2 separate regions of the Homo sapiens genome follow, and region 1 is linked to region 2. Evidence: chromatin loops called from intact Hi-C (ENCODE). Cell type or tissue: K562. All regions are shown on one strand. Links, peaks and the distances in the headings refer to the core of each region. The heading gives the core; the rest is flanking DNA. Region 1 has its middle 13 kb from the start of EXO1. Region 2 overlaps WDR64 (WD repeat domain 64).

Region 1 (5,387 bases), core at 181-5,180, 140 kb after region 2:
CTGTGTTTGCCCGGACAAATGGAATTTATCCTCACAAATTGGCATTCTAAATGCCTTAAGAACCTAATTAAATAGCTGACTACAAAAAAACAAACAAAAACAGGCAAACAAACAAAAAAACACTCATACCTTTGACCCATCAATTTCTCTTCTAGGTTTCCATTCCTAAATCATATTTCCACAAAGAAAATAGAAGTACACAGAAAATCACTGGATTATTGTTTTTTATAGCCAAGGGCTGAAAATAATCTAAATGTCTTTCAGTAGGAGACTAGACAAATCAACGATGATACATTCATCTGGTGGAATACTGTGTAACTTAGAATAAAGCATACCTCCTTCTGACCTAACTGACCTGAGATGAAGAGCAAACCATATTATGTTAAGTGGTTATTGGTGATGGTGTGGCATTTTAAGGCAAGATGTGGAACAATTTGTATGGCATACTAGCATTTCTGTAAAAAAAAAAAAAAATTCAGACATACCGATGGTAAGAAAGTGGCAATGACAATTAACTGTGGATGGTGACACTGGTAGATGAGGGAATGGGAATGGGTTTAGGAGAGCAGAGTGCTTTCCAATGAAACCCCTTAGCTGTGTGTGCATTTTCTATCTTGTGCACATACTTCTTATAAATGAAAATAAATTTAATTCATTAAAAGTTAACGAAACTTTGTGAAATAACATATGGTATTTTTCAGTCCATCCTTGTAAATGTGCCCTTCCTACTGTATGTACTCAGTTTTTATAGGTATTAAATCAAAAGCCAGCAGAAAACATATTCATTTGGAAGTTCTTTATAATATAACTTGGCATGTCTAAGATGCGTTCCCATTGATTTTTAAAAATTTTACCTTGTCTTCAATGCAAACGTAAATCTTTTATGCATTTATTTCGATTGATGTAAAAATAACTTCTTTGTATAGCATAGGCTTTCATATATGATATGACGTAGCTGCCCTACTTATGAAAGGGCACCCAGAAGCCAAGATCCCCGCTGGCAGATGCACCTTTGTAATAATAATAATAGTACCTTGCTTTTTATAGTGTTTTGCATGTGGGCTGTCATTTAATCTTGATCATTTTTTTCCAGCTCTAAATTATAAGCACCTCTGTCTATATGTAAAGAACCGTTTTTCGCAATTCTTTATGTTTTCATAGATAAGAGAATTGCAGTCTTGGTATTGGCCCACCCTTCCTCCTTCCCTCCTTCCTTCTTTCCCTCCTCTTCATCCCTCCCTCTGTAGATATGTCTGCTTTTGAGTGATAAACATGATTTTAAGAATAAGCCTCAGAGAAGAACCACCTTTCAATGTCTGCTTGTAAGCCAGCGTGGTTATTTCCTACAGATCACCTCACTGGAATTAAAACAATGGATTTTTTTCAGTTTGGGAATTGTTTTTCACCCAGTTATCTGTGCAGGAACCCTACAGAATGGGAGGCAGGTTAGCCCCATCTCCTGGTTTTTCAGAGCAAAGAGGAAAAGGGAGAAAAAGCCACTATTGTCTGCTGTTTCTTGTCACCTACTTTTTGTTTGTTTGTTTGTTTTTTTATGGAGTCTCGCTCTGTCACCCAGGCTGGAGTGCAGTGGCACAATCTCGGCTCACTGCAACCTCCACTTCCCAGGTTCAAGTGATTCTCCTGCCTCAGCCTCCCGAGTAGCTGGGACTACAGGCGCCCGCCACCACGCCCTGCTAATTGTTTGTATTTTTAGTGGAGACAGGGTTTCACCATGTTGGCCAGGATGGTCTCGATCTCTTAACCTTGTGATCCATCTGCCTTGGCCACCCAAAGTGTTGGGATTACAGGTGTGAGCCACCGCGCCCAGCCTCTTGTCACCTACTTCTTATTTAATGACACTAAATGTGTATTTTGAGTAGAAGCTGGACCTTTTTTATTTCTATTTTAGTTTTCTCTTTCTTCTAAGTTAAATTTTTAAAACATTTTAAACTGTTTTATTTGGATTTTCTGCTTTCATTTTTTTTCCACTAAAAACAGCTTTGTTGCTTTGAATCCTCTTTATATAACTTATTGTCTTTGAAAATAGCCTTTTCTTTTTGTCCAGATTCTTCTTTCTATAGCATTTCTAGACATCTAATTTAAATAGAAATTAGTTATTTTCTGTAAGGCTTTTTTTCAGCCAGTTTCTTCCCATTCAGAGAGGAAAAAAATAGGAGATTTAGGAAAGCATGCCAGTTTCTTTCAAGCAAGTGTTGGCCTCTAGTGGATCAAAAGTGCTACACACTTTCTGTCTACTTTGGCATTCCGTGAAGAACTCTATATTTTGGGGAAACAATAAAACAGATTGCTAGTACTGAAGAAAAAAAGGAAAATACACTTCCTTTTGACAAATAGCATAAATTAATTGATAAAAATGACAAAATAGCATTAACAGAATTTGCTACCTGATAAATTTAAAACTTAGAAGTGTAAAAATACATCATAAATAAAATTCTAAGTCAAATAACAAACTGGAAAACACTTCTAATAAATATGACCTACAGATAGCAAAACACTTTTAATAAATTAAGAGTTTTTACAAATCAACAAACTATAAGAATGGATAAGCTTTTGCATGGTTTCCACTTATAAGATCAACTTACAAAAGCCATAGCATTTCTCTGTAGCAGCAATAATCAACTAGAAAAATTTAAAAGGAGATACAATCTACGGAAATAAAACAATAAAATATATGGGGACTAACTGAACCAGAATATACAATATCTCTGGGGTGGGGGAAGCTTCTAAATGCCAGTAAAGGACACAGATGATTATATAAATATATGGTTTAAAACAGGCTGATTTAATTTTCCAAGATGTCAAAGTTTTTTGAGTTAGACTTAATTCACCTAAATCCAATTAAATCTCATTCAAACGTCCAGTTTTCTTTTAGATAAACTAAATAAATTTATTCTAAAATTTATCTGGAAGAATAAATGTCCATAGATAGGTCAACCCTTTAAAAAGAAGAGTATAAAAACAGGACGTGTCCTGTCAGATACTAAGACATAGAACAATGTCAATAATAAAAAGTATGAATTGTGAAGAACAAATAACTAGACCAATGAAACAGAAGAGAGAGTTTAGAAACAGATCCATACACTCATGGGAACTTATACATAATAAAAATAGCACCACTAATCAATGAAGAAAAGACATAGATTTTAAAACAGACAATGTTAGTGAAACTTATTCACGTATGGAAAAAAATAAAACTAGATTTCTACCTAACACCAAATAACAAAGGTGAACTTCAACAGACCAAAAACCTAAATGTAAAAGGGAAGAAACTATAAAAATTAATGGAAGGTAACATAACAGAGTATACTGGTGATCTAGGGTGGGAAAAGACTTCTTAAACAAAATTTGCAAAGCACAAATCATAAGGCAAACAATAAATGTATTTACATCAAACTTGGAGATTTCTATACAATACAGGAATAATCAGCAAATTTAGCAGACACATGACAGAATAGGAGAAGACATCTCAAGGTCTAAAATTGATCTGCATCTAATATCTAGAATAGTTTTCTCCAATGGAACTTTCTGCAATAATGAATATGTTCTAAATCTACACAGTCCAATATGGTAGCCACTAACCACATGTGGCTATTGAGCACTAAATGAAAATAAGAAGAATTAAATGTAATACACAGTACCATTTGATTTATATAAATTGAAAATGCATGTTTACAATAACACACACTTAACAAGAACTCGTATAACTGAAAGAGTATTCACTGAACACACTAGGAAGCTTGGAAGCTTGCATTTGTGTGTCGTGGGGCAGCGGGAGAGGAAAATGGGAATCAGGAATCAGGATAAAAGGGAATGATGCTGATAATTTCCATGAAAAGAGGATATTATTTAACTCAATCCTCTGTAGCTGAGGTCTAACAAAAATGAAAAGAAAGAAAAGCCTTAAGAATCTAATAGAAAAAAAAGAACAGAATATAAAGAATTAACATACAAAATAGATGTAAATAAGAAAAAAAACACAAGAAAGTCAATGTTCAACTTCTTATTATCCAAAGAAACAAAATGGAAAAGAAGAGTAAATAACATTTTCACCCATCATATAGTAAAAAAAAAAAAATTAGTAAAAATATCGTTCATTTTTGGGAGAATTTTCAAAGAAGCAGGCCTAAGAGCCGGTATTTAAATTGACAAGACCTTCCTGGAGGGCGATCTGTTAGTGTATATCAAGAACATTAAAGATAAAAACAATCAAAGCTTTTAACTCTGCAATTCCTCTTCAAGGAATTAATCCTAAGTAGATTATTGGATAAGAAAATAAAGATATAAGTATGCCTACCATTAACAATAAAAGATAAATACAAGCCGAACACCCAATAATAGGTGCAGTGTTAAATCATTATGAGTCATTCATAATGAAGGAATATATAATAGGACATGTTCAAAGAACATGTACTGCACAGGAAAACACTCAGGAAATACTGACATATGAGAAAATATGCAACATTTTATTTATGTCTATTATAAAGCCAAGTTTTTTTAAATATGCGTACACACACAGGCATTAAAAACAGTGCCAGGAAATACAGAAGATGTTAATAGTAGTGATTTCTGGATATAACAGTAGGATTACTGGAGATTTTTGTTTTCTTCTTGATACATTTCTGTATTTTCCTGTGGTCACTATCAAAAAAATGTGTTTCTATTATAATTAGAAGATACACATTGATTTAGGAGGCATGGAGGCATCTTAATTTGCAGTAAGTGGGTAATTCGAGAAAGAAGGACATGACCTTTAGTCTAAGCAAAAATACTACCTAAGGATGACAAAGTAATTCCTAGCATCAGTAGGAGCCAGACCTTCAAAAAATACACAGGAGAAAAAGAAAGGTGGGCAGGACCCGTGGTCCATGAGGACTCCCACTGCTACAGCGAGATCTTTCAATGGGGCTGCAATGTGCCAGGAAAACCTAAGCCATAGATGGTCTGCGTTCTGCTCACGTTCACTCTCAAAAGGTCACCTAAACTGAGGATTTTTTGATGAATAGAGCCAGTGCCCTTTTCAAGAATAAAGGTGCTTTATATATAACTACAATTTCTACCCAAAACAAGATTTCTAAGTAGTTCTGATCATTTCTAGAAAGCTGTATAGCAGCATTTCACCAGTATGAGTTACACATACCTGAAGGTTACCTGAAGGTTTGAAAAAGTCATTATAATAGTTGCAGAGTTACTGAAGATTGGCTTATAAAGATAAAATGGCAATGAGATTAAGGGACTTATATCTGAGTTACGCAAGCCCAGAAATGCTTTTGCCAAAAAGGATTTACGGAATTTCACACTGCCTTACAGGAATTTTGACGTGGAAAACCTAAGTTTATGCCTAAGGGAGACAGATACACAGTGGAATG
Region 2 (5,387 bases), core at 77-5,076:
ACCAATGTAGCACTGTGGTGTGGGATTTTGATTTCGGGAGAGACTGTGCATGTGTGGGGACAGGGAGTATGTGGGAAATCTCTGTGCCTTCCCCTCAGTTCTGCTGTGAATCTAAAACTGTTCTGAAAAATAAAATCTAGTTTAAAAATGTGCTGAGCTACAAACAAGAATCTGACTTGTTGCAACAACAACAGCCATATTATTCGGATTTAGCCTTAAGGATGAGCATAAACCTATCTAAAAAAAAGATTGGTTAAAACATATAACCCTTCTCTGGTGATTTAATTCCATTCTTAAAAATTTATTTTCAAAACCCTAATAAATTTTTCTGAATTTCAGCTTTTTAATCTAAAAAATGGGTGAGTCGAAAGGAGATTGATTGTTAGCTATAGAACTTGGTCTCCTTCCCCACCTTTACATTTAGAGAACAACTAAAAGTAGTACTAGGAAAAATGGTGAGTAGCCTGTCCCCCTAACAAAATGCATGATGTCCTTTAGGTGCTCTTGAGCTGTTTAAATGAAATTCATACAAAAAAAAAAGAGTCACAAAAAATAGCCTCTGCATATACAGACTTAGAATTCCTTTAAATTCTGAGGTTTTAAATTTAAGCAATGAAATAACAGAATTAGAAATTTAATGGAAGAACAGCATATCACATCTCTAAGATGTGACTTTTTCTAAGATGTGATTTTCTTGAAAATTGTAGACTTCATGAAAGATACTTTTTTTTCACTCATTTAGAAAGGACGAAATGTTTATTTTGCTGTATAACATATTGCACTGAAAGACAAATTAAAAACCCTTCACAGCACATTAAAAACAGTTTCATTTCTTGACACCAGATTGGATTCCACAAATATCATTTATATGGCATAATTAATTGCATAGTTTCATTTAGTTTCTGTAATATAATTAACTGCTAGTGATTATACTCTTGCATTTTAAAGGAGTGCATTTCTGAAACATTTAATTAAGAAATAGATGCAAGTTTATATCCAATTTGATTATATACTATGCTGGCAATTCGTGATACATTCATAACCATAAAGGAACACTGTGAAAACGTATGCAGATTGATATGCCCTTGTAGTCCTACAGAAGACATATTCTACTTCAACATCCAGAGAAAACATGTTCATTTCCAAGATACACAAATCTATAGCCTCCATTTTACCAGGGCAAACATTTCCAGCACATTTACCAGGGTGATTACAGCAACTAATGTAGCAACCAGAAACTTATACAGGTCATATATAGCTTTTAGTCCAGAAATATATCTGTTATCCAACAAATATTTAGTAAGTCACTATGGGATAAGCACTATGGACAATACAAATATATCTAAGCCACGACCCCTGCCTCTACATGCTTAAAATTTAAGTGGTAAGATAAAACATACAGACATAAAGTCAGTGGTATGTTGAAGTCAGTTCATATTAGCTTATGAGAGTTGATTGTTAAAATTTCAGGAATTAGGCAAGCCTGTTGTTAAACATTGTCATCTTGGGATGTCAAACCTAAGCCAAAAACAATCAAACAAACAAACAAACAATCACTGACATCATTCAAAATTGAATTATATAAGCTAGTAGTTCAATTATATAAAGAACAAAGGCAGTAAATACTCAAAATACGTCACTTCTTTTTTATTTATTACAATTTACCATTGTCTGTGTTCTTGAGGGTTTTTAAAAAAATATCCTCAGAAAATACTACACAGTACAATGGCGCACAACTATATGTTTTTTTTCCTAACTCCATGTTTAGAGATGTCACATTGGTAATTTGGAAGCAGCCATGCTACCATATTTATAGCATGGAAAACAGCAAACTCTAAAAATCAGTCGACCCACCCTGCTTTCCCTGGCTGCAGCTGAATATTACACATTTACCAGCACATCATTACATGGGATGATAATTATCAATGCAAAGCACGATATATCAAAGATCAGTTGAATGGTTTAGAATTATAGGCACAGTAGAAGTTAAGAAAAGGGAGTAATAAACGATAGTTCTCAGCAAGCCTAAAAAGATAAGAACAAGAAATCTTACTTAGAGGACTATAAAAATAAACTTGGCAGTGATTTCATCAACGAGAAATGTTATAACAGCCACAATAAACATACCAAGTCTGCATTTGGAGGGATGAAGTGGCTTATTTCTACTTTCTTAAAGAGTATCTTTATACTGGTGCATTTAATTGCCTATTGCCAATGCTAAGATTATAAAATAGAAATCAAGGCATTATTCTGAGACCAGACATAGTGGCTAAGCCTGTAATCCCAGCACTTTGGGAGGCCAAGGTGGGAGAATCACTCGAGCCCAGGAGTTCAAGACCAGCCTGGGCAACATAGGGAGATCCTGTCGCTACAAATAAGTTAAAAATTAGCCAGGTATGGTGGCATGCGCCTGTGGTCCCAGCTACTTGGGAGGCTGAGATGGGAGGATCACTTTAGCCTGGGAGGTCGAGGCTGCAGTGAGTGATGAGCACACCACTGTACTCCAGCCTGTGGAATGGAATGAGACCCAGTATCAAAAAAAAAAAAAAAAAAAAAAAAAAAAGCATTAGTCTGAATAACACTGATAAGACCCTAACTTACAGCACCTGGATTTTTTTCTTTCAGAAAAAGTTCTCTTCAGAGAAAGTTCCTTTCTCTGACCTCCTCTTTTATCTTATCAGCTCTTGAACACTCTAACTCCCACTACAGCTACTCAATGACCTCACTGAAGTCTCAGATATCTTTGTTATTGGAAAGGGATCCTGATCCTGACCCCCAAAAAAGGTTCTTGGACCTCACGCAAAAAAGAATTTGGGGGCGAGTCCATAGAGTAAAGTCAAAGCAAATTTATTAAGAAAGTAAAGGAATAAAAGAATGGCTACTCCATAAGCCAGGCAGTGACATGGGCTGCTTGACTGAATACACGTATAGTTACTCCTTAATTATATGGTAAACAAAGGGTGGATTATTTCTGAGTTTTCTGGGAGAGGGGTGAGCAATTCCTGGAACTGAGGGTTTCTCCCTTTTTTAGACCATAGAGGGTAACTTCCTGACATTGTCCTGGTGTTTGCAAACCGTCATGGCACTGGTGGGAGTGTCTCTTAGCCTGCTACTGCATTATAATTTGCGTATAATGAGCAGTGAGGATGACCAGAGGTCACTCTCATGGCCATCTTGGGTTTGGTGGGATTTGGCCGGCTTCTTTACTGCAACCTGTTTTATGAGCAAGGTCTTTGGGACCTGTATCTTGTGTTGACCTTCTATCTCATCCTGTGACTAAGAATGCCTAAGCTTCTGTAAATGTAGCCCAGCAGGACTCAGCCTTATTTTACCCAGCCCCTATTCAAGATGGATTTGCTCTGGTTCAAATGCCTCTGACACCTTGATCTCTTCATTATCTCAAATTTTGTCAGCCCTCTCCTCTACTTTCTTCCCTTCCTATTGACCTAGACCCCAGGTTATTCATCTGAGATAATATCTCACCAGCATTTTCTTGGCCTTACACCCTATCTGCTCACTGCATCTGATTGCAGAACCCCAACCCTTCTGTTAGCAGAGCCCTTAGCCTAGACTCCTAATCCCTTTACATGCCTTTGCTCTACTTCCTGTCTCATTTTCTCCAGTGACTATTCCAGACTTCTGCCCCTTTCACTCTTCACTGATATCCTGTCCTCCTACATGATGAAAAACCTGGAGCCTCAAGGGGAATTCTTCAACACATCATACCTTTCAAAATTATCTCTGGCCGTACCTATTCTTCTTTTCTTTTTGTTTCAGAGGTTAAAGTATCAAACCTTCCATTGGTGACCTTATGCTCAACTCCTTCCATCTTCTCCAGGATCTTGCTGTCTCAGCTCTTCCACTGTCTCCTTATTTTCTTTCTCTATTTTTAGACACAGGGTCTCACTGTGTCACCCTGACTGGAGTGCAGTGGTGCAATCATAGCTCACTCCCCCAGCGTCGAACAGGCTAGCTGGAACTACAGGCAGGAGCCACCATGCCCAGCTTAAAACTCTTATTTTCAAACTATAATGCTCAAGTCTCTGTCGATATGAGTAACCCTTCCTTTGACCTACATTTTCCTCCTAACAATCACACTATACATTTTCTTTCCTTCTTATTTTAACTTCCGAGAAGAGTACTCTGCATTCACTGCCTCCAGTTCCTTGATGTTATTCATTCCCTCCATAATTCTCTCTAATGTAGCTTCTTCCCTATCTACTCTGTGGAATCAGAAAGCCTCAGGACATTCAGCCTTACTGATCTCACCCACCCTGAAACTATTCGCCTGGTTTCTGGGAAGCCAGAGTTGTCTCCCAGTATCTTACTGTTGGTTCTTTTTTCTTGTGATTCTTCTTTTCATGCCTTCTCTTAATGGTGGCATTCTCTAGCATCAGGTCCTTAGCCAACTTTTCTTCTTACATTCTATCCTCTTCTTGGGTGATAGTTGTATTCTTCAATACACTGATACCTATGTACTAATGAAACCCAAGCTATCTTGAATTTGGGACTTCTTCTTGCTCAATATCTGCACTTGGATATCTCATAGTCCCTCAGACTCATATGATCATATCTGAGCTTAACTTCCCCCACTTTAAAATATATACCTTCTATAGCATTTTGTATTTTGCTTGGTGGCACTATGGTCCATCCATCACTCTAGCTGGAAACCTGTCACCTCACATGATTCTCTTTTCTTCCTTGATTCCCACAAACCAGTAATCACCAAATTTGTCCATATTGCCTCATAACCACTCATGGCATCTGTCCTGTCTTCTTTATCTCTATTCCTTTCACTCTCCTGGCCCTTATCTCCAACTGCCCTCTTGCCTCAATATTATCCCTGTCAAAACGATTGTTCATTAATCTTCCAGGGTATTCTCCTGAAGATGACATCCAAACATCTCAATACTTTTCACAGTTCTCTGTCCCCTCCCCACAGCACTTCCATGATCTGGCGCCCAGCATACTCCTCACCTCATCCCCTTCAGTGCCCTTCACTGCCTTGTACTTAGCTTCCTGTAAATCTGAACTGCTTGCTGCTTCCTTGAAACCCCCATGCTGGAACTTTGTACATATTTTGAGCCTGAAATACCCTCCCCATTCTTCCTCTTCTTTCTGTCCCCCAACCTCCAGAAATCTTTAAGGATCAGATGGTACCTACTCCAGGGAATTTTCCTGACCACTCCTCAGCACCTTTCTTCCAAGATAGGTTAGATACCCTTTTCATGCTGTATTAGTCCATTCTCCCGCTGCTACAAGGACATACCCAAGACTGGGTAATTTATAAAGGAAAGAGGTTTAATTGACTCACAGTTCTGCAGGGCTGCAAAGGGTTCAGGAAACATACCATCGTGGTGGAAGGGGAAGCAAACACGTCCTTCTTC

The links. Peaks named below come from ENCODE experiments on the same cell type or tissue, not always from the same donor. Only the 100,000 strongest peaks of a DNase experiment are listed, where the experiment ranks them.
Region 1: it touches region 2 in a loop (4-fold over the local background); 6 of 110 quality-filtered maps call a loop at or near these places.

The regions. Positions count from the first base shown.
Region 1 is chr1:241,832,738-241,838,124 of GRCh38, forward strand. It overlaps the pseudogene RPL6P3. Among named protein-coding and RNA genes, the nearest start is that of EXO1, 13 kb to the right of the region's middle. In K562, for the core only: CTCF peaks have their summits at 1,459 and 2,224; DNase peaks (open chromatin) are centred at 1,214 and 2,224.
Region 2 is chr1:241,693,579-241,698,965 of GRCh38, forward strand. The region is part of intron 8 of WDR64 (WD repeat domain 64); the gene reads left to right. The region is part of intron 1 of LOC124904603 (a long non-coding RNA gene); the gene reads right to left. Among named protein-coding and RNA genes, the nearest start is that of WDR64, 44 kb to the left of the region's middle. In K562, for the core only: no CTCF peak of the experiment used is centred there; DNase peaks (open chromatin) are centred at 2,633, 3,543 and 4,813.